Linked DNA regions of Homo sapiens: region 2 is linked to region 1. A link is a loop called in an ENCODE intact Hi-C map of the cell type or tissue named here. Cell type or tissue: heart left ventricle. All regions are shown on one strand. Each heading gives the region's core, and the rest is flanking DNA. Links, peaks and the distances in the headings are about the cores only. Region 1 has its middle 63 kb from the start of MIR2355. Region 2 holds the start of LOC105373851 (a long non-coding RNA gene).

The links. Peaks named below come from ENCODE experiments on the same cell type or tissue, not always from the same donor. Only the 100,000 strongest peaks of a DNase experiment are listed, where the experiment ranks them.
Region 2: a loop joins it to region 1, with 1.8 times the contacts of the local background. A loop is called at or near these places in 4 of 110 quality-filtered maps.

The regions. Positions count from the first base shown.
Region 1 is chr2:207,039,368-207,054,933 of GRCh38, reverse strand. No RefSeq gene overlaps it. Among named protein-coding and RNA genes, the nearest start is that of MIR2355, 63 kb to the left of the region's middle. In heart left ventricle, for the core only: a CTCF peak has its summit at 7,927; no DNase peak of the experiment used is centred there.
Region 2 is chr2:207,328,485-207,344,050 of GRCh38, reverse strand. LOC105373851 (a long non-coding RNA gene) reads right to left here and starts at 9,691. Exons shown (of 4, transcript XR_923809.3): 1 at 9,369-9,691; 2 at 3,801-3,833; 3 at 525-771. RefSeq lists enhancers at 9,069-9,478, 9,739-9,788, 12,966-13,145. In heart left ventricle, for the core only: a CTCF peak has its summit at 9,276; a DNase peak (open chromatin) is centred at 9,310; H3K4me3 peaks cover 1,196 bases; H3K27ac peaks cover 4,041 bases.

The sequences.
Region 1 (15,566 bases), core at 3,176-11,175:
AGGCCCTTCAAGTCAGGGCATATGTTTGTAAATTACATGCCGACTGTGAACCTGTGGGTGGAGCCCCAGGTGGGGAGGCTGGAGAGACAACTGGACCGTGTCAGTGGATCTTCATCAGAACTGTGGACCAGAAAATCCAAGGATGTTTCAGAATAGATGCAGGTCCTAGCTACACTCCAGATCTCTTGAATCAGAATCTTGGGGTGGGCAGGGCATTGTTTTTCCAGAAATTCCACCGATGAATCAGACATGTTCCTTTGGTTAAGAATCACTAAACTAGCTAATCTCTAGCCAGAACTCTCATCTGTCAAGAGAGGGCAGGCAACCTCATTTCTGATGTATTAGGACTTTCACGTAATTGAAAAATGAAGAAAAGTCAAAATGGGGCTTAAAAAATCATTTAAATAGGTAAGCACATTTTGAATCCCATAACCTGTGTTTACATTTAACCTAGTAACACTGAATATAAGATTGCAATACAGTTTAATCTCACAAGATAATTAAAAGATTTATGAACAATATTAATGCTTAGGAAACCATAGGCAGTGTGATCCAAAAATGGAACACAAGTTTAAGGTTGTGTGATGAATGGCTTCTTTCAGTCCTGTCAGGGTATCTCTGAGACTGAAGATACCATCTCATTTGGTGAAATAATTAAAGTATAAATTTTACCCTCTTTATTAATGGAAAGCCGAGGCCCCATGGTCATCCTGCCTCCTCTTCACATCCCCCTCCCAGGTATCCCTGCCATGGAAGTTCTGGACTTCAGTGTAAATGATCAAAGACCCTTTGCTCTAATGTTTGCAATAACGTTTCTGGGCTGACTACATAATCCCCAGGGGAGAATTGTTAATAATAATATTAATAAGTGCTGCTAACATTTGCTGAGGTCTTACTATGTTTAAGGCTCTATGTTAGGGGAAGAAAATAGATTTTCCTTTCTATCCCAGGGGTCCACGTCCCTGAGAGTTTACAATTCAAGAGATGCAGTCTGTTTTCCAGAACAGGCTCTGTAGTAATTATGTTACAAGTGTAAAACAGGTTTTTCTTTTCTACTCTTTCAGACAGTATATTGACTTTCCCATAATTATATATCATCTCTTTTTAGGGTACCGAAGCACCATTCAGGCCCCAAGTCAGTGACACTGAACATAGTCTTAAGATTTGGTGACCAGAAGTACATAAAACTGGAGAGGTAAGACTCTAGATAAAAGCGAACAGGTGCTTCAAAATAAACTTAGAACAAAAGGGTGAGGGGAGATCTTGCAAGCATGCAGCCTGCAGGGAGAATCTGGTCCTCATGGGCCAGGTTTTTGCCATCTGCTCCTAGGCCAGGCACCTTAACCCCTTCCCACTTTCTCTACCCTTATTGGAGTCAAAGCAGTTATGTTCTCCTTCAATGAAGGAGAACCTTCTACGAAAGGGTCCCTCTGTTGACAGAGATGTATCCCTAACTCAGGCCTTTCATACTATTACTTCCCAAATTCTCTGCCAGAGACTTTCACATTCCTTATTCCTTCTCCATCTTACAGCTTCATTCAGTAGAATGAAGACCCTCAAGACCCTCCAGCCTCAAGGTGAGAACAGCCTTTTCTTTACTCTGCGACTTCCCCTAGGTAATCAAGACGTAGCTTTTAATGATCTACTGCAATATGATGGCTTCCACATACGGGTCAAGCCACCAGTGTACAATTTGGTTTCTATTTCCACTGTGCTCTGATGCCACCGCTGGCCCTGAGGCCACTTCCGGCCCCAGCAGTGTCATATTCCCTGACCATACCCAAGCCCCCTTCCTCCTGGGCCTTGCCCCAGGATTTGGGACGCCAGTTTCTGGTTCTTCAGTGTCCACCATTTTGGTTTCCTCAGACCACTCCTCTGTCCCTTGTGGCATCTGCTCTTCCTGATCTTTGAATATAGTGATTTTTAGAGATTATGCCCATGTGTTCCCTCTATCCGCTCCCTCTTGTTAACCTCACTTCCTCCCATTTTAAACAAATGACCTCATCTCTATTCATCATGTCCCCAGCCTGGTTCTAAACTCTGAACTAGCTTTTCCACCTTCCTTTGAGACATCTTCAACTGAATATTTTTGAAACTTCACATTCTACTTCCTAAAACTAAATTGATCAGTGTTCTCGATTTCGTTTTAGGGTGGTTTGGGTTTGCCCAAACCCGAACCATCTTTTTCTCCTAAATTTCCTATTTCCATTCATTTCTTGATCTATAGACATCTCTTGATCTAGAAATAGCTCAAGGTAATTCCAGGGGGCAGGGATGAGGGGAGGGTGGGCTCTGCTCTCACTGCCATTCAGGGATCAGGGTGAGGGGAGCTTCTGTCATCTTCAGTGCATGGCTTCTGAGGAAGTCCCAAGCATTGACATCCAGATGGCAAGAGGAGAAAAGGCACTGAGAATCCTGTGTGGAGATTTACACAGGCCAGGCCTGGGAGTGGCGCACATCATTTTGTTCACATTTCATTGGCTAGAACTTGGTCACATGGTGTAATTGCCAAGGAGGCTGGGTAATATCTGACTGTGTGTCCCAGAGAAGATGGGTTTTAATGAGTAGTTAGCTGTCTCTCATTCTCCCTGTAACCTGTGTCCAAAGACTAAAAGGTGGTGTCCTTTACTCCTCCTGATCTCCTTCCCTTTTCCAGTTAGTCACCAGCTCCTGTTGTTATTTCCTCTACAATACCACTCATCACATCCAGCCTCTGTTTTCTATCCTGAATGTCACGCCATCTTAGCCCAGGCCCTCATGAGCTCTAACTGGACAACTATAATGGCCTTTAAATTCCAAGTCTTTCTCCCTTCTAATCTCTCATTCATTCCACCAATACTTATCAAGCACTATATTCTGGGCAGCATGTTAACAACTAGAGGCAAATAAAGAAATGGATAGACCTTGACCCTGCATTTTTAATCTTGCACAGAAAATCAGTTAAAAAAATGGCTGCTACAAAAAAATTAGCTGGGCATGCAGGCACGCACCTATGGTCCCAGCTACTCAGGAGGCTGAGGCAGGAGAATCACTTGAACCTATGAGATGATGCCACTGCCCTCCAGCCTGGGTGACAGAGAGAGACTCTGTCTCAAAAAAAAAAAAAAAAGGCTGTTATCACATTAAGTTGTTATTACCGCTAATGGGGAAGTGCAGGGTACAAGAGGAACATGTGGGAAGGCCCCAAACTCCCTATTTTTTCATGTAAGCAGGACACATCCCCTTCACTGTTCATTGTTCCCTGGCCTGCCATTCTGTTTTATTTTTATTACAGTCCTTAACATCATCTGAAATTATCATATATATTTATGTTTATTTAATGATTCTGTGTCTTGTCCCACCAGAATGGGAACTCCACCAAGAGCAGAGACTGTGACTCACTTGTCAGCAGTAGATTCACTGGGTTGAACAGTGCTGACACATAGTAGAAAGGGATCTAGGGGCCAGGCACAGTGGCTCACGTCTGTAATCCCAGCATCTTGGGAGGCTGAGGTGGTTGGATCACCTGAGGTCAGGAGTTCAAGACCAGCCTGGCCAACATGGTGAAACCCTGTATCTACTAAAAATAGAAAAATTAGCCAGGCATGGTGGCACACGCCTGTAATCCCAGCTACTTGGGAGGCTGACAGGAGGAAATCACTTGAACCTGGGAGGTGGAGGTTGCAGTGAGCCAAGATTGCGCTACTGCACTCCAGCCTGGGAACAGAGAGAGACTCTATCTCAAAAGAAAAAAAAAAAGGAAAGGGATCTAGTCTGGGGGTTCAGATTAGGTTTCTGGAAGAAATGATCTGTAGCATGAAGATGGAAAGATGCACGCAAGCTAACTAGGTTGGTGGTGGGAAGGAGGGAGGAATCACCATTCAAAGCCAGGAGGAGAGAGAACATGGCTGAAATTCAGTGTTGGGGAGGGGGAGAGTTGAAGCTAGACCTTGCTTGTAAACTAGGTGTGTAGGTTTAAATTTTCTCCTGAAACCAATGAGGAGTCACATTAGGATCCAATTAGAGTTTTAAACCCCTCTAGTGCTCTTTGTAGAATAAATGGCAGGGCTGAGGGCTGGGGAACCTGTGAGAACGCAGGGAAGATAGCCTGGTAGCATGAGCCAGAACAGGTCTGGTGCCTTCCAGATCAACTTTTCAAAAGTATTAGCGCAGATGATATCATCCCCTCAAAGAAAAGTGTTCCAATGGTGACTGTAACAAAACGTTGGATGATTACTACATTTTTCCACTTATATTTTATCTTTCCTAGTTCAAGTCCTGCCTCCTCCTAGAGGCTTTCCATGATTCCCCCTACTCTAAACTGCTGCAGAATTTTATATTTATATAATTCATTTGTCATGAATGCACTGTCCTATAATTTTCGTAACCTTTGCAGTTATGCCCAGCGTTCCCCCAATAGATTTCTAGCGTCTTCAAAAACTAACTTTTGTTTGTTATTTTATAAAAGTGTGCTTGTAGAAATGTAATTTGAACAAACTAATTCATGCTAGAGTATTTGTCACTGATTATGACAACTACCCCCATGATATAGGAATCTCAAAAGAGGAAAAAGGGAAAAAGAGTTCTTTAGGAAAAGAGAAATGTTTAGCCCCATCTTTCTGAGAACATATCTTCTTAGGATGTTACAAAGTAGAAATATGGCCCATTGCTTCACCCCAATGCTACAGACAAATCGTAGTGAGATTTCTGGCACCCCTGGGGAGAGATTTTTAAGTGAAAGAAGATGATGATACCCTACGTTGCCTCCATGGATATCCTAAAGTCAAGCGTGCTAGCACCTTCCTGACGATCAGTAGCTCCTTCTTTCCTCTGGAACATTCAAATGTTGACAATCACGTACTCCAGCAGGTGGAAGTGGATTTAGAAAACGTGTGATCCTTTGTCTGGGTCTTTGACTGACAGTCTCACAGAGCAGGGTGGCAGGGAAATATATTTTAATTCCAGGTGATATTGGAGAGCCACCCAATTGTGAAAAGGAGATTTTCTCTTAAATGCAGCCTTTCTCTTCCTATTTCCATCCTCCAAAATCCAGACCATCAAGGCCAGACTTGCAATTCAGAGAAAGAAGAGCACCAGAGGGCCCAGTGGGGTTTTTATTTCTGAAGTGTTTGTGCTGCAAGAGGTCAAAGGGGGTAGGGAATTGTGTTTGGAGGAAGCAGAGTAATTGTCACCTGGGAAGCCAGTTATTCACAAACTCTAGGAAGTAAAAATGAAAAAGCCCTTTTATATCAACCCGTGTCTCCCCTTGTCAGGGCAGAATTTGCCAGTGATAATTGCTGCTGAGGTGAACATCTCAATGTTAAGACATCATTTATTCCCCTTTCCTTTGTCTTTCGGACCATCCTTACATGACTTCCATTTTCTCAGTCTGCTATTTCTCATTTTCTTTTTAATAATAATTAAACTAGCAGGTACTTATCTTTTGCAGGACTTACGTTTGCATTTGTTTTGCTTTTTGTGTGTCACACCATCATTGTAGTTACATGAAAATACCCCTTTTTCATAAAAACTTCATTTTTAATAGCTCTTATGATTGCAGTGTTAAATCATTGCATCATTTGCTGGTTTGGGGTGTGAAAAGATGTTGCGTGCATGTGGCTCCTCAAGGGCTAACACACACGGACTATTCACCAGTTTGTGCAAGAAGGTAAATGAGAATATCTTTCTTTTTTTCCCTTCACCTAGTCAAATTGAAAACATGTTAGACACAGAGATCTGAACGTGAATTTAATTGGAAGGTTCACTATATCTCCTGCTTTTTTGAAATTCGAAAATAGCTTTCTGTGCACTCAAAATAAAATAAAAAGGGAGCTAAACAAACAGTATCAGTGTTGTTTAGATGCAAGCAAGAATTGGCTAATCTGCTAGTATTCTTAATTCCTTCCCATTGCCACCTCTTTGGGAGGAGTATAGAAGGCAAGTAGCTAGAAAAAGAAAACGGGAAAATCAAAAGATTTTCATCAACCACAAACTGGGGAAGCTGCCCCTGGATCATAGAAAGTTGACCGTTCTCATTTCTGAAGACACCCTTGGGCTGAAGGACCAACTATGTTTTGCACACTTCAAAGCAAGCTGTGGGCTTGCAGGTTCTTGCTTATGCCTATCTCCTGGAGGCCAGGTTGGCATGTTAATACACTGCGTGACCATTTTGGACTTCGTACTTGGAAAACTGTCATTTTTTTTGCTCAAAACCAGATCCTGAGAGGAACATGAACTTGATCCATGCCATAAATCAAGTTCTAATACATGGCGAGAGTCTTAACCCCTCTCTTCCCAGCTCCGCCTCCTGTAGAGCTCCTCTGCATGCTTCCAATACTATTGAAATGATTCAGAGAGCTGAAACTGGGCTGTTATTTTTATCGCTCAGTCCCAAAGGTAAAATGTTTAGCTAATTTGGTTCTGACCCTCCCCCACCCCATATTTAGACATGGAAGGAGAAAGGCTAAGAAAAGAATGTGTAGGAAAATCAGTCTGAAAACAAAGCTTAGGGGAAAAATGGAGAGAGAAAGGAGGGGAAAAACCAGCAGAAAGGATGGAGCACGTATCTAGACAATCTCCCTTTGTTTGCGGAAGGCTCCCCTCCTCCTCTTAAGACGGTTCCTTCCTTCACTCTTATTAATTTTTCTCTGCAGCTTATCTCTTAGCCCTTGGGTAAGAAAAGATCAGAGCCTGAGCACACCTGCTCCAGAGGCTGCAATTCTCAGCATCCCAGGCCTGCAGGGAGCTCACAGAATGAGAGGCCTGCAGGCATCCGCAGGTGCCCAGCCTGTCCTCCCTGGGTACAAGGCGGTTTTCTCATCCCTCACGAGCACCCTGTCAGACATTAATAGTTGTTCTCGGCCGGGCGCGGTGTAATCCCAGCACTTTGGAAGGCCAAGGTGGGCGGATCACGAGGTCAGGAAATCGAGACCATCCTGGCTAACACCGTGAAACCCTGTCTCTACTAAAAATACAAAAAATTAGCCGGGCGCGGTGGCGGGCGCCTGTAGTCCCAGCTACTCGGTACTCGGGAGGCTGAGGCAGGAGAATGGCGTGAACCCAGGAGGCGGAGCTTGCAGTGAGCCGAGATCGCGCCACTGTACTCCAGCCTGGGCGACAGAGCCAGACTCCGTCTCAAAAAAAAAAAAAAAAAAAAAAAAAAAAAAGTTGTCCTCAACTCTGGACATTTCTTTTTTCCCTTGTATCCTTAAGACATGGAAAATATCCACTTTAATGCCTCTAAGCAGAGGAAGTAACCCCTGAAGGTTAAGGTAGAGAGTGGACAACGCTATTGAAAGGCACATTGCTTGAACTCCTTGGTGATCACACTCAGGAGTTACTGTGCCTTACAATATGAAGTTGGTTGTTATCAAAATGTTCAGAGCCAGTATGACCAGTGGGTTAAAAACTAGGGGCATGAAATGAACATACTTCCTAAACAATGTTTTGACACTTGTTATCTGTCTTACCATGATCAAGTTACTTAAACTCTCTCAGCCTCAGTCTCCTTATCTGTAAAATGAGCATGATAATAATAATACTTACTTCGAATGTTTTGAGAGCATTAGGTAAGCTAATGTGAGTAACATGCTTAGCATAACATGGGCTGTATGTAAGGACATCAAAAGCTATGGTTGAGTAGGGAGAAGTGCTACTGTTATTGTTTTGCCCTTATTATTAATTTTAATTATTAGTGAGATGACCTGAAATCTGAACGGTGGCTTAATCTGCATCTGTAACGGTGTCCAAAGAAGATTCCCAAAAACAAACAGAATGGGCTGTGATAGAATCAAATGAGGAACACAGTAACTCCTCTAATATTTTAGACAGAGGGAATTAAATACACGACCTAATTATGCAGGCGACAGAAGAGATGAGAAACCAAACAGGAAATGGTGAAGCAACTCATAGATTAACAATAGCAGGAAACTGCTGCCACCCTTAGGACTGAAGAATCGCAGGGAAAATGTGATGTTACAGAAGCCAGACATCAGGGACTACTTGGTAGGAGCTGGAACCTCAGAGAAAGAGGCTGCGGGAGGGCAGCTTAAACCATAGAGAAGATAAAATCACTACTGTGAACTGTGACCTGAAGAAGAAAGAGAGAACTTACGCTGGGTTCTCCCCTCCTCCTGCCCTTTGGTGCCTCCCATTGACTGAACCTAGCCAGAAGCCTGTTGACAAAGAAGCCTAGGGAACAAATTGCAGAGCCATCAATGTGTACAGACTCAACAGAGATGGATTTCAACCTTGAAGGGGAATGAACTCTTCATGCCTATGAGATTGAATAAAGAACTACTTGATATATTCAAGAGGAGCCATTTAGATTCAGGGTTTCAGCATTTAGCTGGAAGGTGTAAAGATCCAGAAGTTCAAAGCCAGGTGATTATTTTGTTATAAAAGTACTTGAGTGTAAAATGATAAGAAACATGAAAAGAAGTGCTGACAATCCCATACCTTTTGGGAAGCTGCTGCTGGTTCTTCTTCTTCTTCTTCTTCTTCTTCTTCTTCTTCTTCTTCTTCTTCTTCTTCTTCTTCTTCTTCTTCTTCTTCTTTTTCTCCTCCTCCTCCTCCTCCTCCTTCTCCTTCTCCTTCTCCTTCTCCTTCTCCTTCTCCTTCTCCTTCTTCTTCTTCTTCTTCTTCTTCTTCTTCTTCTTCTTCTTCTTCTTCTTCTTCTTCTTCTTCTTCCTTCTTCTTCTTCCTTCTTCTCCTTCTGCTGCTGCTGCTCCTTTCTCCTCCTCCTCCTCCTCCTTCTTCTTCTTCCCTTCTATTCTCCTTTTTCATCTAGAGAGTTCTTATCCACAATCATTTTAATAACTCACCAAAAAGCTCCATTATTATTTATTGATGCCAGTTGTGTAAGTTATGGACCAAACCACTATTATCCATGGTGAGAGAAAATGGCTTAGCCATCATGGAAGGTCAACAGTGATTCTTTGGCATGTTAAACGGTACAAAGGGGTGAGAAAAAATGTGGTGTCTTTGCTTTCTGCAGAGTTTCTTTCAAGCTGAGGAATGTCCTTTTTAAAATAAATCAATCCTGAGTATGAGAGAGATAGAATCAATCTGATACATACTGTAAATGTTCAACAGCACCTTGGCTTCATTTCTCTGTCCTAGACCGTAACACTTGTTTCTTATAAAGTGCTGGGCTCTGGCTCTCTTCCCAGTACAGAATGGGCTCCCTTGCCATTTCATTACCAGAAATTACAATGATCATCTGCCTAACTGGGAATAGCATTATCTGAAACACAATTAGAAGTAAACTGAAAGTCTAGGTGGCCTAGTGATGACTAATCAGAAATATCACTGCCTAGCACGTCATATCAGATTATAGTTTCAGGATCATCACAGGTTTTCCTCGTTTTCAGAAGCTCCTCAATTGCCATTAACATGGCTGGAAGGAATGAAGCAGTTTATCAATGTCTTCAACTTAGATATCAAGAAATTAAAACACTTCTGTTTCTGGGGTCATCAGAAACAAAGACCCTGGTCATAAAATGTCTTCAAAACCCCTATGTATATAACAGTGATTTGGTCTATTCTGATTCTAAGTCTGGAATTCTCGCCCAGTGGGAGTGGGAGGAAAGTAACTCTGAAAACAGGTCTGCTCAGGGCTAGAATAGCACACACTAATTTAATGAGGCAGCAGGGCACATGCTCCAAGGGAAGCTAGCTACAGGAATTTTCCCAGAAGACAGAAAGCACTGGAACATGGCTCTATTTGCAACTGGAAATGAGTGTAGGAAAAATCACCTCCATATGAGTAATGGGGACCTAGCCTTAGGTCACCGACTCCGCCAAGGCAAAGTCCCTTCTCTCTAAGGCAAAAATAAACAAACCTAAAAAGGAACTGTGAGCTTGTTTTGCCACAATGGAAGAGTATGTTCCAATGTCTGTTATATGTGTTTATCCTTGAAATAATGTAGCCACATGACAATGGAACTTTTGGTCAAAACTTGGTTCAGATTAACCCAAGATGCTGAGGACCCCGTGGTCAGACAGGAAAGCCAACGGCCATATCTAAGGTAGTCCAGGAGAGAAGGATTAAGAATCTTGACAGCAGGAGCCCAAGCCTCTCTAGATTCTCTTTTTCAGGGCTCATCAGAAGAGGTGGCAATAATACTGTGTAGCGGTCGCCAGTAGCAGCATCCAGTGGGGGAGATATCTGGAGCTGCCTAAGGACAGCCACGATGGCTGGTGAGTGAAGCCATCCCTGTGACCAGAGCGAGGGTAAAGAATAATACAATGAAGATTTAGTTTGTATCGGCACTCTCTGTGCATTAAATATAAGAGACATGTCCCCAAATGAATTGCAGTCTTTTCGACAATGATGCTCTAGGAAAAAGAGCAAATATTGACACTTCAATAATGTTTGCCCAGCAATCAGTGAGCTGTATACAGCACTCAGGGTATCTATGTTACTGGAATCAATTAGGAAAAGGGAGAATTGATATCCGTCAGTGAAAAATATATGGTAGCTGCTGACATTACAGATAACGTGGGCTCTGCAAATCATTTCTGAAGTCCTAGGCCTGCCGACACTGTTATTGGTGCTTAGGGAATCTGTCTGAGAACACAGCCCTAACTTCAGTTGTGCTGTTCACTGTGCTTACCAGACTCTCTCCTCCAATATGCAGTTTCCATCCCACACAAGTAACTATTCCTAGTCATTCATTCATTCGTTCATTGATTCAGCAAATTTGTTGAGAACCTACCTTGTGCTAGCACTATTTTAGGACAGAGTTCCTGGTTGGAAGGGGAGGAGAGGGAAGGATATAAACAATGAAAAAGTACATAGTAAGTGATATATTGTGTGAAAATGAATAAGTCATTTGAAGATTTGGGTAAAGAGGATTCCCTCCAGGGGATCAACTGCAAAGGCCCTGAGGTATCTATCAACTGCCTTATCTTGACACTGCTGGTGTGTTTTGTTGATCTTTGGTCTCTGGTTTCTTCTTAGACTGGTTGCTCCTTCCTTCCTTCTTTTCTTCCTCCCCACCTTCTTCCTTCTCCTCTCTCTTTTATTTTATTATTTCTTAAGATATACTGTCAGAGTCTTTTAAGGAATTGATGGCCATGAAGACCCTACACCATAAAGACTTATCTTCCTATTAGATCTGTGTTGTTGTTGATTATTCAGATGTCTCTCTCACCAAATAGATTTTTGCTTCCTTGAAGATAAGGATAGACTCAAGTTTCTTAGATTTTTATGGATTTCCCAAAGTATCCAATATAATGAGGGGCAGATAGGAGAGGCTCAGCATAATGAAAGTTGGCTCAGTCTGAAACACTATAAGCTGGAGAAGCTTATTGATGCAAATGTGCCCACCAAAGATACTTTTTAGATATTTTTGGACTATATGTTCTTGATTGCTCTCCTTTTGTTTGTTATATATATTTGATCTATCTCTAGGGAACTAACATTATTTAAAGTACTCTGGGGAAGAAAGCCCTAGATGTCGTTGATGGTTTTTGTTTTGCTGCCTTCAGAGTATCAGTTCCCATCCTGTGAAGTTAACTACTAATGTCTATTGATAAAAGCAGTCCAGTAACGAATAGTTTTTATGTGAAACTAGGTATGTACAGTGTAATCAGGCTGGATAAAGTTGAAAGATAAAGCTCATTAGCTTCTCTTAATAGAAGGCGATTCCAAAGAGCCAACTAATGATTTATATAGGTTTGGAGAAAGCCCAAAACCTTAACTTTTGGAGCCAATGAAAATTTTATTTTCTCACTGCACCTCTTTTGAGAGAGGAAAGATGTCATGCCCCTGGATGAGATGGGGTGGTGGGGAAGGTTTAATGTAAATTCTCAGCCTGTGTATTTTAGGATCACAGCTTTGGCACCCAACCTACAACCAATGTAGATGAAGAGGGTTTTTACAGCAGTGGGCTGGTGCCATAGTGATAGGATGGTTGCTAAGGATGTCATTATCACTCTGATTGCAGGAATCAGAGTGATTGAGTTAATTGGCATGACCTCATTCTGGTCCTCGGGGCCTACCTGTTCACAAATTATAAAGGAGACAAAAAGTTGATCTTTTTATAGTGTCAGGAGGCAGCACCTGTTAACATTTAACATAACATTTGAAACCAGCTATAATACACATTATGTATCTACCTGTTATCTTTTTCTCACATTGTGTCCTCCTTCTCTCCACTACATACAATTAAGACATGCCCTTCTTAAATTTTTTTTTTCATTGCTCTATTTTTCTCCATTCCCTCTAGAGGAAGGGGATTTTTTTTTGGTCTGAAAATCAGCCATTAAACTGAAGAAGGCTCAAGGAAATGAACTGAAATGTCTCATAGGAAGAAAAATAGCACTATGAAGATGAAAAAAAGCCCAGGATAATGGAGATTGATCGCTCGATCTATCTATGGCCTCAAATAAAACTGATTGAATTTAACATGTTAGGTTACAGTTAAAAAGCTTAGTTGCTTCAGTTGGGGTAATATAGTTTCAGATTTTCATAGGGAGCCATTTATTTATTTTTGCATTTGTGAGTCATTTAGTCATTCCCTTGTGAGTGAGAATACATTTATTTTCCTACTCCCTGCTGTTAGGCGTTCTATTAATACCACACTAGTTGAAATAAATGGAGCAGTAGAAACTGTTTGGTGGTGAATTTGTTTTTCAGATTTTTTTTGTTACTGCTATTTTCGTAAGTCGGCTTTCCAACCCCTCCAGTGGTTTAAATAGAGTATTAACTTCTCACCGTTTCTCTTCTCTTGCTTCGTATTTAATTGCTGCTTTTGTTTCACTATTGACAATTTCAACACCACCTGAAGGTGTATAATCCAAGAAATCTAACAGTGGATGTCTGGTAAAATATTCCCAATCAAGCACCAGGATTGTCAAAAAATTATGGGCAAAGTGACAGTTGTCTTAAACATCAGGTTTCTCTCCACCTGTTTGTGCTCTACCCAAAAGGAAAATCCAACCTAATGAAGAGAGGAATTGTTCCTACATGTTATCAAGCAGTAGTAGCATGGGTCATGTTTTCCAGAATTCTAAAAGGGGATTTTCAGATGTATTTTATTGTGCTGGAACACAATAAGATTTGCTCATGCGCCTTTGCACTAAAGCTGAGCAAAATACAACGTCCTTGTTATTCTGGACAGCTGATTACTGTCAGTAATTGTTGTTTGTAATGAACGCCACGCGGGATAAAGCAGGGTGGGGGTGGGGGCTGGGGGGAGGGTCCGCTTAGGTTTTGAACCACATTCAGCCCATTGAGGCTGATTTAACCCAGCCGCAGGAGAGCTCCTATGGGGGCACGTCCAGAAAAGCCCCAAAGGGGGATTGGAGGAAAGCACGTGGATCTACACTCTTTCCAGCACCGGCAAAGGTCAGGCAATAATCGAATCACTCTTCCTCGGCTTTCATTTCATCAACTGCACTGATGAGGATGGGGGAGGGGGCATGAAGGAAGGGAGCGGTAGGAAGTGGTCCATCCCTCCTCCTAAGGAGGGGGAGCAGGCTGGACAAGGACATTCCATTCTATTTGCTACTCTCACAGAAGCCTTGGGAAAGAACAAAGAAAGAATGAAAAGGAGACAGATATGCTGGGCACGCGCATTCACAAATACACGTGCTCACGCTCACACACACCCCCATTTGCAATAGGGAGTCAATAAGAGCAGAAATAATTTATGCTGAGGCTTCAAACAGCAACCTAGAAGTGTAAAGTGGGGAGGGGAAAAATCCATCGCATTTCTAAATGTTTGGCTGCCCTCTAAGACCTCAAGTTGTACCTATGCCTGAAACAGGTAGAAACACAGTATCACCTGAAAGTGTCAAATGGGGAAACCGAGGCTCAGAAAAACCAAGTGGATCCTCTCAAAAACACAGAACAAATATTCAGGGAAGTGGCGACTAAATCTCAAGTCTGTGTCACGAGCTGGTGTTCCTGAGACCACAGGGCCCCGTGCAGATGGCATTAGTTAAAAGCAGCACATTGGAGGAAGCACTAGAGATCCGGAGCCCACACGGTTCCCTGCAGTCTACTTCATAAAGAGACTTCACGTCTTGGCGAGGATCTTGGACTGTCTCTGATTTCTTTCACTTGTTTTATAAAACCAGTAAAGTCAAGTCATTGAAACATTTTACTGGCAGTTCTGGGTGTATTCTAATTGTCCTGTAGTGGGAATTCCCGTTATTGCCAGAGAGAAAGCAACCACTCCAATTCCTTGAGGACTACTTAGAGGGTAGATTTACGGGGAGGAAACAGGAATGGGGTTGAGGCATAACTTCCTAAAGCCATTTTCTCTGATTTGGGGGCGAGGGGGGGCGGGTAGAGGGTAGCTTTTGCCACTAATTTCCTGCCTGCACATTCTTAAAAATTTTCACCATTTCCTCCACCACTCCCATTTTCATCAACATATTTGAAATCCTCAAGGATCACTTTTCAGAGCCCATCTCGTCTAGAGGTGAACCATCACCTCTAATGCTAAGGCGGGTCCCAATCACATTCTGCCCCTGTCCAAGCTGGCTGCTGGCTGGGAGAACCAGTTCTAGTGTTTGCCCCATCCCAGCCTCTACCAAGGTTAATGAAATTGAAAAGCAACTCGCTGCGGGCCACGGTGACTTTGCATTGTGCTGGAGACAGTCAGGGTAGTGTTTGCTGGCTGTGGCTCTCACAAGCAAATGTCACTGAATGTGTTTAGAAGGAGCGTGCTTAGTTGGACACTGTCATGCTGTAGGAGACAAAATCAACTGAAAAAGGAAGAAAGAGTGTAGAAGAGTTTTGTGTCTTAGTGTGTGGGGTCTGGACTTTGATCTAGGTTAAAATCTCACCTACAGTAGATTTTGAATCTTGGTCAAGTTATTTAACCTCTTTTGTGCCTCAGTTTCTTTATCTGTAAGAAAAAAAGACTAGTAACTAATTTACAAGTTTATTATGAGGATTCAGTTATACTATGTGTATGAAGCATTTAGCATAGTTAGGAACATAATTAGTACTTGACAAACCTTCGTTTATAACAAGCCTTGCTCACTAGGTGTTCCTGTAGCTCAGTTGCCCTTCCAGCTGTTTATTTTGTAGAACTAAGTAATACCTTATAGTTAAAGTCATCATAGGGAAAGGAGGGACCTAAACTTTTTTGACTTTATATTTTGCTATTGATGTTTTTTCTAAATATCAATACCACTCATTAAGGCAGTTAGAGAGAATGAATGTTGCAAAATGAAATTTTATATTATAAAGTCTTCCAAATGTTGAATTTCCCATTCTGCTTGATCTTATGGTTTAGTAAATTAAATACAATACCATTGAGTGATGGGTTTGCCATTATTAACTAGAGATTGTCAAGTGTCCATCTAGTCCCCACTATTTGTAATGTTTTGGCAGCTTTGTGGTCAAAACAGGCAAACTCCATTTTGGTGGGACGTGGAAGCATCCAGTCTTATGGTTAGACATGGCTCCTTTAACTGCAGGAAGCTAGAGTACATAGGAGGCATTGCAGCCTGCTTGTCTGGGCAGGTGTTTTAGGGACCGTCCAGCTGCTGAGATGTGAAGCAACTCCATTCCGGCTGGCAGGCAGCAGGTGACAGCCCAATCACTTCCTGCCATTGGAGGAGTT
Region 2 (15,566 bases), core at 4,715-12,714, 290 kb before region 1:
TCAAGTGCTGCATCAGCAAGAGGTGCACCTTTGTGTTCTCACTTACTGGCAGAGGTGTGTTTTTACTTGTTTGAATAAACTTTTGAAAAGTAACAATAATATAAGAATTTTAAAATTAAAAAATGGAAAGTTATTTTTTTTGAGACGGAGTCTCACTGTGTTATCCAGGCTGGAGTGCAGTGGCACCATCTCAGCTCACTGCAACCTCTGCGTCTCAGGTTCAAGTGATTCTCCTGCCTCAGCTTCCTGGGTAGCTGGGACCACAGGCATGCACCACAATGCTGGGCCAGTTTTTGTATTTGTAGTAGAGACAGGCTTTCACCATGTTGGCCAGGCTGATCTCGAACTCCCGGCCTCAAATGATCCACCCGCCTCAGCCTCCCAAAGTGTTGGGATTATAGGCATGAGCCATCGTGCCACACCGAAAGTTTGTTAATGACATTCTATATGACCTTGCACTTTACATTACAATCTGGAGTTTTTTTGAGTATGTCTATTATTTTTGTGTAAACCATCAAACATACCTCCTTACAGCAATTACAAGCTGGTTAGCATTTTTCTTTGGCCACAAAAGTGGAAGCTGTTGCTCTGTGGGCCCAGATGAAGAACAGGGTCTGAGGCTTGGACAGGAAAGTGCAAGTTGTACCTAGACAATGCTTTATGATGTATCTTGCTTCAAGGTGAAACTTAGAAAGCCTTGGAAATGTGAGCTTCTTGGTCCTCATGGCTTCCTATTATTCTACCAACTTTTTATTTTGAAAAATGTTGAACCTATAAAAGAATTGAAATGATTATAGAATCCTGCTCTGCTTTACTAGATTCAATAATTGTTTTAGCATTTTGCCACTTTGTGCTCCCCCTACCCCCACCAGGCACACACACACACATCCATGTCCCACACTCTGGATTTGTGTGGATTTTCCCTGCGTGATAAGATTCAGGCTAAACATTTTTGGCAAGACTGCAACACAGCAGAGATTGAAAAGCATTTAGAGTAGAAAGGAATGTGGACAATTGCCCTCTCCTGTGTAAGTGAAGAACTTGGGCAGGATCCTTCCTCAGATCAGGGGACAGGGTGACAGTTGCACATTTGGGGAGGGACACAGAGTGACTTAAGGAGCTAGTGGGTGTGCAGGGCGATATAGAAAGATGGTGGCTTCTGCCAAGTTGCACATTTAAATATTTAAATATTCTCGAGGCTAACACACTTATGTGTCATTGGTTTGCAAAACTCTTCCCCACTGTCTACATTTCCAAGGCAAAATCTGTGATGATGATGATGTTCCTTTCCTATCTGCTCACAATTCCTTCCAAAAATTTGTTGATCTTCCAAAAGTTTGTTTTTCACTTCAGTGATATTTTTGATCACCATTTATATCAGGTTTGACTTAAATAAAAAGGTTTGTGGTTTAGGGTAAGGAAAGGGAGGGAATCACTGTATGATTTGCCCCATGTCTTGTACTTATTAAAGTCAGCCCCAAACTTGTTTTTATTTTTCATTTGAAAACCATGATTCTCTGTGGTGAAAGGGGCAGAGGAATACTTAGGAGGGAAAATGTTGAGAAGGATTCTCCAAACTGGCATCCGAAGAAACCATGATGGAAATCTGCAAGAGGAGGTGAAGCAACTAGAAGGATGAGGTCAAATGCTTGAAGTCCTGGAGTTTCCAGGAAAGGCTGTATACAATAGATTGTTTACCTTAAAATATGACTAAAAAAGTAAGTGACCAAAAAAAATGGTAAACTTCAGAACACTTCCTAGAATTATCTAATAGTTATTAATTTTTTAAGTAAATATTTTAAAATAAATAAATGTTTATTTATTTATTTTTCTGTGTCCTGGGGCACATTACCTCTGTGGCAAAGATGTCAGAAAACTGATTTTAAAAAATACTGGCCAAGACTTGTAAACAACAATGGCAAACAGCTATCTAGAAGTCCTGGAAGAATGGGGCTTCTGGGGCCCACCCAGGCTCTAGCTGGAGTCCCCAAGCCAGATCATGGAAAGCAGTGGTAGCTATTGGGCTTTTTCCCTCTAGGTGGTTCTCCAGGCCTTACAATCTCCTCTCTCTGACAGGTAGTGGAGGCTGCAGAACAGGACAGCAACACAATAGTGAACTCTGGGCAAAGACTGAGTTTCCTAATTTTCTGCTCTTTTCAGTGGCTTCTTGAAGGTCAGGGCTGAGTTCACAGAAAAAGTGGCACAATGGCTTTAAATTAATTATTGCTATAATTTCCATTCCTGTCTTTCTTTACCTTCCATTGGCAGGTGGCTCATGCTTAAGTGCTCAAAAAGTTCAGCCCCAAGATGCCCGGGCAGCGGTTGGCATGTGAAATGAGCTATGCCCCTCGGAACACCATCCTTATCAGTAGCTGTGCTAAAGAAACATCTGCCCCCACAAAAAGTCAAGGGCAAAGGTCATCTGGCATTCCAAGGGAACTCTCCGCAGCAGGGAGCCTTCTAATTGGCTGGTATTGATCGGTAAATTGTGTCCCTGCTGTGATTAATTCCAGCCCCCCCACAAACTCCCACAGCATGAGCGTGATAGGTCAAGGTTTGGGGTTTCTAAGCATCCTTTACAAATGGACCTCAGGTCCTTAAAGGTACCAGTGAAGGATTGCAGCTTGTTAACTCTCCCTGGCTGCTAGTGCTAACCCAGGAAGCCGGTTTCATTCAGTTTCCTTGCTATCACTAATAGCAGCTTAATGGGATGCTAATGTGAGGAACAGACGTTATCTGATGGCTTGTGCGATTTATGATGGATTTATTGCCACTCTGTGTTCCCTTGGTGTTCAGTGCATCTTTTCCCCATCCATCCCTGTTATCAGCCTTAGCAAATGGTTTCATAATTAATTAATTTTTTTTTCCTGAAGGGGGTTAAATTATTTTTGCCCTGCTGCTTTTCCTCCATATTTAATTCCCAGTGGGCAACTCTTCTCTGTGTGCCTACCAAAGAGGGAATATACTAACTCACAGCTGTTCTCTCCATGGCCTCCTCTCTGCCCCATCTTTCCTGCCAGCTAATGTCTACTCATCTTTGTAGAATAGTGGTTCTCAGGCTTCACTCTTCACTGGAGTTACCTGGGCGAGCTTTTAAAATATTTAGACCTGGGCCCTATTCCCAGAGACTATGATTTAATTGTTCTGGGGTGCTGCCTGAGTATTGGGTGTTAGAAAAGCTAATTCTAATATGCATAGTTGAGGACCACTGAAGTAAGATTCTAGACCATGCTGAATGCTACCTACCCCATGGTGCTTGCTTTTTCCATGTCTCCCAGGGGGCACGATCTCCTGTTCCTTGTAATCCAAATAACGCTGTATTTGGAATCCACATAATACTTCACACATTTCCATTGGCAGCCACCTTACAGTTCACCTATTTGTGAACTTGTCTCATTGCCACTATCAGACTGTGAGCTACTTTGGGCAGGGACAGTGCTCAAACCATCTTGGTGCCATTGCAGTGCCTTGCGCATAGCAGGGATCCAGTAAGTATTTATTGACCTGAGTTTTCTACCAATGACAACACTTTTTGAGAAGTGTGCTACCAGCCCCCAGTCCTGAATCCATATTGGGCAACTGGAATGGATTCTATTTTAGGGCCCCAAAGGCAGATTTTTCCTGCCAGTGTGTCCCTGCTATCTTCTACCATCCCCTCTCACCAGGGTGACCACATGTCCTGGTTTGCTGGGGACAGTCACTGCTTATGGCTTTTGTCCACTGTTATTATGAATAGCACCTTCTTTCACTCTCAAAGGTGTCCCAGTTTGGATAACAAATTATAGGGTTCCTCTACTCACCCCGCTCCTCCAGCTCTCTTTCCTCAAGTCAGCCTAGAAAAGAAAGACTGCTTTAGAACCCATATCTTCTTTATGAACTAAGCTTAAATAAGCTTAGAAAGATCTGTACTAATACTACATAATTTTTTAATTCCATGTATAAAAAATTATGAAAACTGGTAGAACTAATCTATATTGTTAGAAGTCAGGAAAGGAGTTTTCTTTAGAGGAAAAATGCCTGGAATGGGGCACATGGGGCTGGTTCTGGGACGCTGTAGGGGTTCTGTTTCTTCATCTGAGTGTTGGTTTCACAGGTGTGTTTATTTTATGAAACTTCATCACACGTAACATTTATGCCCTTTTCTATATGTAATACTTTCATAGTTTTTTTAAAAGAGGGCTAAATTATAATCAGTACAGAACTGCAAAAGTCAATGTTTATTCTTATTAATGAGTATAACTGTTCTGATTGACAAATTCATGTCAACACCAGCAAAGTGCTGCAACACACAGAACACCCGAGAAATCTAGTGTTCGTCTTCTTGGAGACATATATTATTATTGTTTTATTAAAAATGTTATTTTTTATTAAGAAAATGTATGTTGTCAGTTAAAAAATGTAGTACAGTCTTGTTTATTATATAATTCTTCCAACAATTCTGTGAACTAGGTGAGTGTTTTCTCATATTACAGATGAGAAAGCTGTCACAGAGGTGTTGGAAATGGGCTGAGTTTATATGGACTGAACTTACCCAGAGTAGGCTGTAGAATTGCCAGGGTGTTCAGCTGTCTCAATGACAGAATCAGATTAAATGTGTGGCTGATCTTATTGATTGGGCAGAAATCAACTAAGAGAGCTTAAAACAAAACAAAATTAAACTATGACTAGAAAATAAACAGTCAATTTTGTGGCTTTAAATAGAAAAGACCAGAATGTCAATAGCTGAATTGAGATTAGGACCAACAGTTTCTGAGTTTCCAGAAAGCATTACCAAAGTCTAGGCACCATGAGAGACTCAGTCCCAAATTGAGAGAATTTGCCAGGGGTTTGACATGAACCCTGCCTTGTTTGAGCCCAGTTCTCCAAGCCCAGAGCAGGGGTTCTCCAGGATGGAATCCTCTTAGAGACTCCTCAGTGACTGTACCCATCTCCTTTCCATTCTACCCCTCTCTGTATGACCAAGAGAGAATTGTTTTCCCTTTTAGGCATAGCTAACATGGGCAAATGAAACAAATTAGTTTTCATTACTGCAGATAATAAATAAATCTTGTGGTGAAATAAATAATATAATATGTAATAATGGACTGAAAAAATACAGCTCAAAACAGACAAAGCTGGGTAAAAACAGAAACCATCAAAAGTAGAGAAAGCCAGAGAACTATCCAGTCAAGCAATAAAGCAACAACATCTGAGAGGCCTCATGTACTGTCCTGAAGTGACTTTTAGCTACTCACGCTGTGTTAACTGTTGATGAAATGTCATTGAGCTTAAAATAAAATAAGTTTGTAGTCCTAGATAACACTCTGCAAGAGCAAATAATATTAGGCCACTATACACCGATATAAATAAATAACTCATAGCAATGTACCAATATGTCAAGATTTTTCACAGGAGGGAGTATGAAAACTAGCTGGATGGTGTCAGGCTCGTTTAAAAGCTCATTTGCTCCCCTTAGTCACTGTCCTTTCACCTTTACATGGCATCTCTCCTGGTCTCTTGTCGACGTGGTTGTCAAAGCACCAGCTCAATAGTGCTGGTCTGTCAGCAGAGATGTGTTAAATGTAAAGATGGCAGAGTTCCCCACAGAAAGCTACATGCAGACTCTGGAGCCAGCTGAAGTCATGGGGCGTCAGGTGACAATGAGACTATGTCATCAAATGACATGTATCCCTGAGGTGCCCAATGAACTTTACACAGAGTTTTTTTTTTTTTTCCTATTGTATTATTCTGACATCTTGCTAAAAAAAAAGAAAAGAAAGAGGACAGACATTTCTATTCCACAGAAAGGAAAGCTTGGACTCAAAGAAGTTGCCTGAATTGCTCTAGATGACTTTATTTTTTGGGATTTCCTGGTTTCCATAAACAGCCACCCATCTGCCTACCCTCCTTCTCCCACTCACTTCTGACCACAACTGCACCCTGCTGTGTGTTAGGAGGAGCGGATTTGATGTCTCGGAGGCGAGGGGTGTGTCTGAGGTGAATGGGCATGTCTATACCTCCCTACTTTGTTAAATGATTGCAACAGAGATCACCCACGTACTCCCAGCCTGGTTCAGTGCAACACATGTCTAGTTCATTAGATGCAGCCTGTTCAGGCCTCTTCTACCTGCTGAGACTTCACACCCATAAAATCCAGTTAAACCTCTGAGTCACAGGAGGCTGCCCTATCAGAAGACTACACACTTTCCAGCTTCCCAGCTTGGGAGTCACAAGACCTGAGTTCAGATTTCAGCTCTGCCACTTACTGAGGCAAATACTTGTATCCATCTTAATGTCAGGTGGTCATGTTGAGTAACCTCTGATTTCTTATCTAAAGGGGTTTTTTTTTTAGGATAATTGAATGGAAAAACTATCTTAAATTGCTTAGTACAGGAGTCATCAATGTATAGTCTGCCTGCTGCCTGTTATGGAAATAAAGTTTTATTGGAACACAGCTGTGCCCATTCAGCTAAGGCTAGCATTTATGTTTATTGTTGACAGCTGCTTTTTTGCTACAATGTCAGAGATGAGTGGTTTTCCCACATAGTGGGTCTGCACTATGTATGAGTTGCTTACTCCTTTTCTTCTTTCTGTTTGTCCTTACTCTTAACTGTATGCTCCTAATTAGTTGCTCTCTAATTATCCAACCCCTCCCCAGAAACAGACTGACTATACTTTCTTTTAACAGTAATTTGCTGGAGAGTTTCAATTTCACTTTGGGCACTGCTACGTCTTAGTGACAATAAGTAATTCATCTGGGGTGGATGGGGGTGATAGGGTGGGGGTGGGGGTGGGAGGAGGTGAATAGGAAGCATTGTAGCTTCGTACTTTGTGAGTGGACTCAGTGAGGGACAACCACAGACACAGACCCTAGTTCAGTGTCATATCTCTATGTTTCATCAAACAACTACAGGATTTTGTTTGTTTATTGTTAGCAGGAGTACATGGTGTAAGGGCAGGTCGAAACATTTTTTCCCCTAATTTCAGTATGGTTAAAAAAAGTATATTCTCCAATGTATTGTGAGATTGATGTAGTGAAAAGATGCCTGGTAAGAGAAGTCAGAAAATCTAGGTTCAAGTCTGGGTTTATCTTAGTTTTATTATGTTGGTCAAGCCACTTCTGAGTGTCAGTTTCTTCAGAACTAAGACTGAGGGTAATAATACGACTTGATTCCTAGCATGATTCTGAAGCATAAAAGATAATGCAAGTGGAAAACTTTGTGAACTATGAGGCCATCTATAAAATGTGACACATATGTATATAACAGGGTCTGTTTCAGGGGATTTCATTATTTTCTTTTTCTTTATATTTTTATATTTACATCAAACACAGTTTCAGTTTTTACAATAGGTTCTGATATCTGACGAGGCTGATCCCTAAGAACATTTGCATTTTGCTAGTTTTCCTGTTTATAGTTTTGAATGTTTTTAATAAGATAAGCACTAAGCTTAGCAATTCGTCAGTGTTCATTCTAATGACCTTCAAGAAACGTCCCGTTGGATCTTTAGACAGAATTATTTCAGTAAGTTTGAGGAGCCTTGGCATCTTTATGTTGAATTTTTCCATCTAATAAAAATATAACTCTTCCTCTTAATTATTAAAAATATATCCCCCAATCAAGGTTTTAAAACTTTTAATACATTTCTTATTGAGTTTATAAATATTTTATATTTGTCGCTATTTGAATAGCTTTTCTTTTGCTTTATATTATCTATCTGTTTACTGCCAGTATATAGAAATACTGTTGCTTTTTAGGTATTTATCTTATTCCAAGCCACTTTATGACTCTTTTTTAAAATAAAGAAAGCTTTTAGTTAATTCTTTTGACTTTTTCAGATTTATACTTGTGTGATTTTCATGTACTTTAGTACCTTAGTTCACAAAAATTTATTCCTTTTGTGTTTATAACCTACTGCATTAACCAGAGAATCTAAAGTGATAATGATGCTAGCTGATAGTCCCAGCTACTCGGGAGGCTGAGGCACGAGAATCGCTTGAGCCTGGAAGACAGAGGTTGCAGTGAGCCGAGATTGTGCCACTGCACTCCAGCCAGGGCGACACAGCGAGACTCTGTCTCAAAAAAACCCCAAAAAACAAACAAACAAAAACCAGAAACAGTGATAATCATACTAAAGGACATTCTTTGTGTTTGTTTCTGATTTTCAATGTTTGCCAATTAATTATAATCTTTATTTACTTTAAGCCAAGAGCATCTTTATCACATTGAAGGAGCATCCTTCTATTCCTATTGAAATGTTTACTCTGTAATTAGGAAAAGGTGTTGATTTTATCAGATGTGGTATCTATGAAATTATCACATTGGCTAATTATTGTTGTATCAGTGAATACTCAGTGGATTATTTTCTCCTTGGAAATCAATCTCTGTGGTCAGCTGACTGGCTCTGCTAACAGTGACAGATGTGTAAACGGTGCCTTTACGAGTTCAAACATTTCAGGACCAAACTTTTTGCACAAGAAGGTGGTCCAATGCCAGAAGCAAGGGTTGCAGGAGTAGGAATCCCCCCGAGTTTCTCTCCTTGGACACATTTTCCAAAGTTGGCCGCTTTGAACAATCCTTTAAGGTAAGGACAATGGACATGGCAGTTGTTAACACTATGAAGAAAAGACAGTAGAGGAAGGAGCATGGAATATGGGAACAAAAATCAGCTGGCTGCTCAAGAAATGTGAAATTAGAAAGTAGAGAAAGGTGGTGTCTTTGTATATGCTCCTCCCCTCCCCTCAGCCAGGCCTAACAACACCCCAGCCGCACCCCTCCAACCAAGACTCCGCCTTGGACCCTGCTCATGCCTTTGGGCTTAAGACTGGGAGTGGAATTTCAATGCCATGGAACTCGCATTTTAAAATGCCACGCTCAAAAATATCGCCTGAAATGTAGGCAAATGAACTGCTAACATCAGTGTCTATACCGGGCTCTTGCTGGCACTCTGGCCGCGTGTATGACCTTTCAACACGATATTTTAAAAAATGAGCAGCGCTTTCCTCTTCCCCTGGCAGCTCAGAATAGCCCTGTTTCCTTTCCTATAAACAAGTCATATCTCTGGGAATTTCTAAAGCTGAATATTGTCTGCTAAGAAGACATGACTCACGCCATTTCCTGGCAGTTCTCACAAATTCAAGAACACCTCTTGAGGAAAGAATCCCAGACAAGAGTGGCCACAGAGAGCCTCGGATGCCTTCATTTCAAACACAGGAAGCTGAGAGACAAAGGAAAACACTAGGAATCGTCCCTGGCCTCGGCATTCCCCTCTTCTGGACTGAGTTCCTATTGTGGCTGTCAGAGCAGCCAGGGGACGCCCACTGGGAAACTCGTCTGGGCCGGTCTTCAGGCCTTTAGTCACTCACCCACCCCCTCCGTTTGGAAACTCACCTAGCTCAGCTTCCTCCTAATTCTCGGGGTAGAGGTTCTCTGAGGCGGGATTCCCCAAGGAAATTACCAGGAGTTCACGCACACTGGAGCCGTGGGGCTTCCTAGCTGCTTTTAGCAAAAACTCTGTGGCCAAAAAAAATCTCCTTTCTGCATTCTTTTCCCGGCACGTCCTCTCCTCCTCCACCCACTGGCCCTGTCTCTCTAAGTCCCCTCTTCAGTGCCACGTCATTTTCCTCGTATTTGCTAAATAGTCTAGAAACAAAAGAAAAAGTGTTTTACTTGGCTTCTCCCAGCTCAGCCATATAAAAACCTCTGTGTGTATGTGTGTCCCTCTGTGTGTTTATGTGATGCGTATGTCTCTATGTGCTTGGGTGTCGAGCATATGGGAACAATAATGCAAGGGGGTTGCTTGAAGAGATTGGATGAGAAAAGTTGGAAAAATTCTGGGTAATCAGGATGTTGCTGCAGTTATACCTACTTCTTGCTTTCAGTTGTACCTACTTTTTGCGTTCTCATTAATGAAACGTCAAAGGATTGATTTGCATAGGGCTCTGCAAATGCACTGCGGTGGGAAGGTTTAATTCCTGTTGATCCATAGCATGCCCTGATATTGGTCTCATTAGAACCAGAACCCTGGAAGCTGGAAGTATCCATAAGGGCATGATCCAGAGACAATAGTGACTAACATGTATAAAGCATGATGTATGTGTCAGGCATGATGGTATGTACTTCATATGCATTTTCTCATGTGTCACTAGTAAGGAAGCAGGACTGGAGAAGTTAAGTCAATTGTACAAGATTTTTAAAAAGTCATGGCAAAGCTGGAATTTAGACCCGTATCTATTTGGAAACCACAATCTGGTTCTTAGTCACTGTGCCATAGAGCTATCCTAAGAGAGTAAGATGGGATAGGAAGGGAAGGAAAGAAAGACAAGGAAGAAGCAGAGGACAAGTATGTGATTACTACACTGATATAATTGAATGATGTCATTTCTCCCTCAACTCTCTAGGATGACCAACTTATCCAGGTTTGCCTGAGATCTTGGTTTTAGTACTGAAACGTTCACAACCAAGGAACTCCCTCAGTCTTGGGAAAACCTGGACAGTTGGTCATTCCATTGCTTACCATCTGGAAAATCTGCTACAGATCGTGTGGATTGTTAGAAGATAAAGCCCATCCATTTATGACCTGAAGAACCTGGGTTATTGGGGGATACAGTTGAAATCCATGTCATGGATAGCTGTGCGTTATATATATGTTGTTTGTATGCCTCTCACAGAGTTCTTGAAATTTGGAGTCCATAAAAGACATGTAATAGTTGTTGACTTGATTTATAAAGAGCAAGATAGATTATGAGTAAACATCTGTGGGATGAGCACAACTGCAAGTAATAGGGCTTTAGGTAAAACCTAATCCATGAACAGTAAAGATTTTTTTCAATGTAAAGTTGTTTTCTACATGTATGTGCAATTTCTTTCAACAACACTGTATGATACATTTTGACTAGATTTTTTTTTTATGTTAGAGTCTAGGAATATTCACTTTCTATCAATGCTGTGCTCCTGAATGGTTCTATGAAAAAAAAGTGGATTTTTATAAATCATATTTTCTGTGTATTAGGGATGTGAATTCTTTTCCAGAGCCAATATGGCCCCTCACCTGTTTGGTTTTGCAAATGTCAGTTTTAGATATACAGTTAAGATGCTAGCTGCAAGTGGAAAATACCTATGCCAAACACTTGAGGAGCAATAAAGAGTACTACTTTATTGGTGGATCTGGTTCGGCCCTGATAATAGGTTTAATCTTCAACAAAACAACTTCTTATTTTCTCTGGAAATAGAACTGACTTTCTCTCTTCGTATGTCTGTCTCTTTCTCCCTAATCTAAAAACTCCCCTACACAAGCATCTACTTCCTCTTAAGCTTATAAAGTTTCTCAATGCCTCATCTTTCTGATGTGATGTGTTTGGGTTTTGTTTTCTTTTAGAGTTTTCGAAGAACTCCAGGAAGTGGCTGCAGAGCAAAGTAGGATCCTGATACTGGTAAGGAGGCTTCTGCAGTAATGGTCTGGGGGTGACCAAAGTAGTATTGATTACAAGCAAACCTTGAAATATGATCAACCTACAGCTCAGTTCAGCTCAGCTCTCTCCAGTTCCTCCATGGGAGCTTTGTTCTTCCATTTGAAGGGAGTAATTAAGACTGCAGACACCCTCCACAGTAGAAAAAATTTGGTTTCCAGTCACATCAATTTTTGGGACAACCTGTTCCCTCCTCCCAGTTTGTCAAAGGCAAAGGGGAAATCTTGGGATATTTGTGTGTAATAGACACTGCTTGAGACTGAGCAGTCACTCGTCTCTCTCAAGGGTCCTTCCTTGCCTCCCTTTCCCCAAACATTCATATATTTGCTTTAACGACCCCTTCAATTTAAGTCCGGCTGACCCAAGCTGCGGAAGGTTATCTTTCTTTTTTACCTCTCCTTCAGGAGAGAAACAAGGCTGACAAATTTATGGATTTTGGTTATTTCTTTAATAAATTACTCCCTGGGATGTGATTCCAGGAAAAAGATGCTTTAGAGGATAAATGTCTTAGAGAAAGTGGTGACTAGGCAGAATTATGCACTGTGGTGAAAGATACTCCACACTCCACGTTAGGCACTTCTAGGAGACTAGACATTGTCAGAGAAATACCCACAGAAGTGTACATGTGTTGGTAAAATGTCTTCCATGGACATTATAGTCATACATCACCTAATGATGAGAATACGTTCTGAGAAATGCATCATTAGGCGATTTCATCGTTGTGCGAACATTAGAATGCATTTACACAAACCTACGTGATACAGCCTTCAACACACCTAGGCTGTGTCATCTAGCCAATTGCTCCTGGGCTGGTTACAAACCTGTGCAGTATGTTACTGTACTGAACATTGTAGGCAATTGTAACACAATAGTAAGTATTTGTGTATCTAAACACAGAGAAGGTACAGTAAAACATGGTGTTATAATCACATGTGGTCTATCATTGACCTAAACAGCATTATGCAGTGCATGACTATACTTTAGGATAAAGAGAGAAACACTTTTTTTTTCTCTACCATTCCTGCTTGTTTAGTGTTTCAAACAGAACAAATAGTGCTGAAACAACCTGGAGAACTTGTCAGTCATTTTTGAGTATCTAAAATATTTTTTAGGAGAACAGTTCCCGCCACTTCTTTTTATGACATTCTTTTTTTTCTGTTGAGGGAACAGGAAGCAATGCCTTTGAGTATTTCATAGGGTGTGGAAGGAGAAAGGAGTCTTTCTGTTGTGCTACAATTCCTCATTTTTCGAGATAAGGAAACTGAGTCCAAGAAAAGTAAAGGAAGTCACCATAGATCCTACAGTGCGTTTGCACGCATGACCCAGGCCAAAGCTCAGTTTCCCTTTTTGGCGCTCTATAATTACATGGGAATTACCTTCAGATGATGTGTTTCAAGCCCTGGAACCACATGGATCAGCCCCTCCCTCTCCCTGTGCTATAGCTCATTGCTCACCTGTGCTTTGTTCTGTGCTGGCCCCGATATAGTTGGTTTGCCAAGCTGCCCCTGCGCTACTCAGAGAGCATTAGTCACGAGCTCCTGTCTCAAGGGCACTGATTCATTTCTAGACGTGATTGCATCAGTGTGCATGTGTGTCCTTTGTGAGAGATATGAGTCCATGTTGCATGTGTGGGAGTTTGCCAGAATTACAACCTTCTGCCCCTTCCTTGCCATGGCTAAAGAATAAAGCAAAGAAGAAAGAGACATCCACTTGGGGCTTTTTACAGACTAGAGGTCCTGTTTTCTTAAAGGTTATAAATGCTGCTGTAGGAAATGTTAAGAATTAAAATCATGATTACATTAGGCATCTGCTTTGCTTTCCGGTGATCCTAACTAGCATTTGGAGTCAGTGAATAAAGTGAAGGCGGCATTTTAACTGTCTCCTTGCAAAAGTGGCTGGGCAAGGATACTCAGGCTTGTTGGGAAAGTGCATAGAGATCTCAAGATAAAAGGTTTTACTTGAGGGAAAGGTTATTGTTATTATTTTGAACTTTCAGAGTGGTTTCCTTTTTGCATATTTATGATATTAATATAATCTTAATAGAAGGCTTAATGTGCAAGTTGCTAAGCACATTGCCCAATGGAAAAAAATAAATTATACAACTACTGCAATGATAAGGCAGTTTTCTACTACATTTAATTATCTCTTTCTCAAATGGAGAGACTGCAGAAATCTTAAAAGCATACTGGAAAAGTTTCAATAATAAAATAGTCTAATTTTAAGATTTAAGTTTCAGGTAAATACCAAGTGATACAGGCCTTTACAAAATATAAAATAAAATAAAGTGAGATGAAAAATTTTCATGATTGTTTGATATCTCTTACTACTGGAGAAACTGGATGTTGAAATGGACAAGACTGAAAACAAACAGATATATTCTTCAAAACAGTGTGTGAAAGAAGCAAAGGATTTGGAGCTCTTTAATGAAATAAATCTGAATTTGGCCTAAACCTATTTTAGCACTAGGCTTTGATGTAGTTTTGCACTGTACATAACTTAAACGGAAAAGTGTGGGCACCATTCTTCTTAAATAGTTGAAACTGTGGCTTTGGCCCTGTAGATCATGTTTTATCAATTCATAAGAAACAGAGATGAGACCCACTGTGTTATTGGATTGAGGTATATTGTATAAGCAGTTTCCTGCTATGTAGGTCAGTTTCTTAACAATCATGTGAATTGATTCAGCTACGTATTTACAATCTCCAGCTTTTGCAAGGTCCTCATGGCAGCCCATATCCTATGCTTCTTTATTCCAAGAGAATGTTAAAAATTTTCACCATTCTCACTCTGAACAACCTTACATTTGGCTCATGATATTACTTTCTAATTCACAGAAAGAAGTATAGCTTGTCAGGGAGGAACTCCCTCAATTTCTCCCTTCCCACCCCAGAAACACTGACAGCCATACCCCTCCTTTCTTCCTTCTTTCCCTTCAAAATCCTCCTGTGTCCAGATCTGGCCCCTCCACCTGTGCTTTGGGCTACATCACTCCCACTCCCATCTCTTCAGGAGGTTTGCTCTTTGTATTCAGTGTTTTCAATCACTCTTTCTCTATTGCTTTCTTGTTCTCAGCACATAAACATACTTAATTCTCTCCCATCTTAAACATATTTATATGCATTTTCCTTAACCTAGGGTATCCTAGCTACTATCAAGTCTCCTCTCCACGTACACACAGCATAGTTTATACTTATTACTTCTACTCCCTTATCTTTCATTTATTACTCAATTTAGTCCCATCTTACTTCCACCCCTACCACTCCCCAGGAAATGCTCTCACCAAGGCCATCCAGCATCTCGTAAACTCTAAGTTCAACAGCCTTTTGTTAGGCTTCAGATGGCTTGACTTTAAGGTAAATACTTCAGTCATCTTTGACTCCTCCCTTTCTCTCACTTCCCACATCTGGTCCCACAGCAAATTGTGTCAGCTTTACTTTGAAAATCTGTCTGGAGTTTAACTACTTCTCACCATCCCACTGCCACCTGGTCCAAGTTACTATCATTCTTGCCTGAATTACTGCAATGGTTTCTTAACTTGTCTCACTGCTTCTGCCCTCACCCTCCTCCACCCTGTTATCAACCCACAACCAAAGTTGAGGGCTTAAATTAGATAATGCTATTTCCTCTCCTAACACCCTCCAATAACTTCCCATCTCAGAGTAAAAGCTAAAGTTCTGACTATAACGCACAGGGTTCTACATGATCCTCCCCTTCTGCCTGTTTTCATCTTCTGTTATTCCTCTACTTCCCCAGAGCCAGGACTAGCTCAAGGCCAGAGAGATGCCTAGGGTGCGAGATGAAAGAATTAAGAAGGTGCTTACTCTCAGGGGTCGGCTGCACTATCAACAACTTCTTAAAATCGCGCTTCTTGACGTTCTCCTTTGCTTGCTTCTGTTGCCCGGTTTTCCTTCAGCAACTTTGACTTTCTCCTTAATTCCACATCTCCCACCCTCATCTAAGCAGCATGGTGTAGTCATGGTATTGTTAGATTTTTGCAGTGCAGATACAGAGTTATATTGCTTGAGTTCACCTTTTGCTTCTAGAACCATGTGGCCACAGATAAATTATTTAAACTTTCTAAGCCTCAGTTTCCCCATTTGCAAAATTTTAATCATACTGC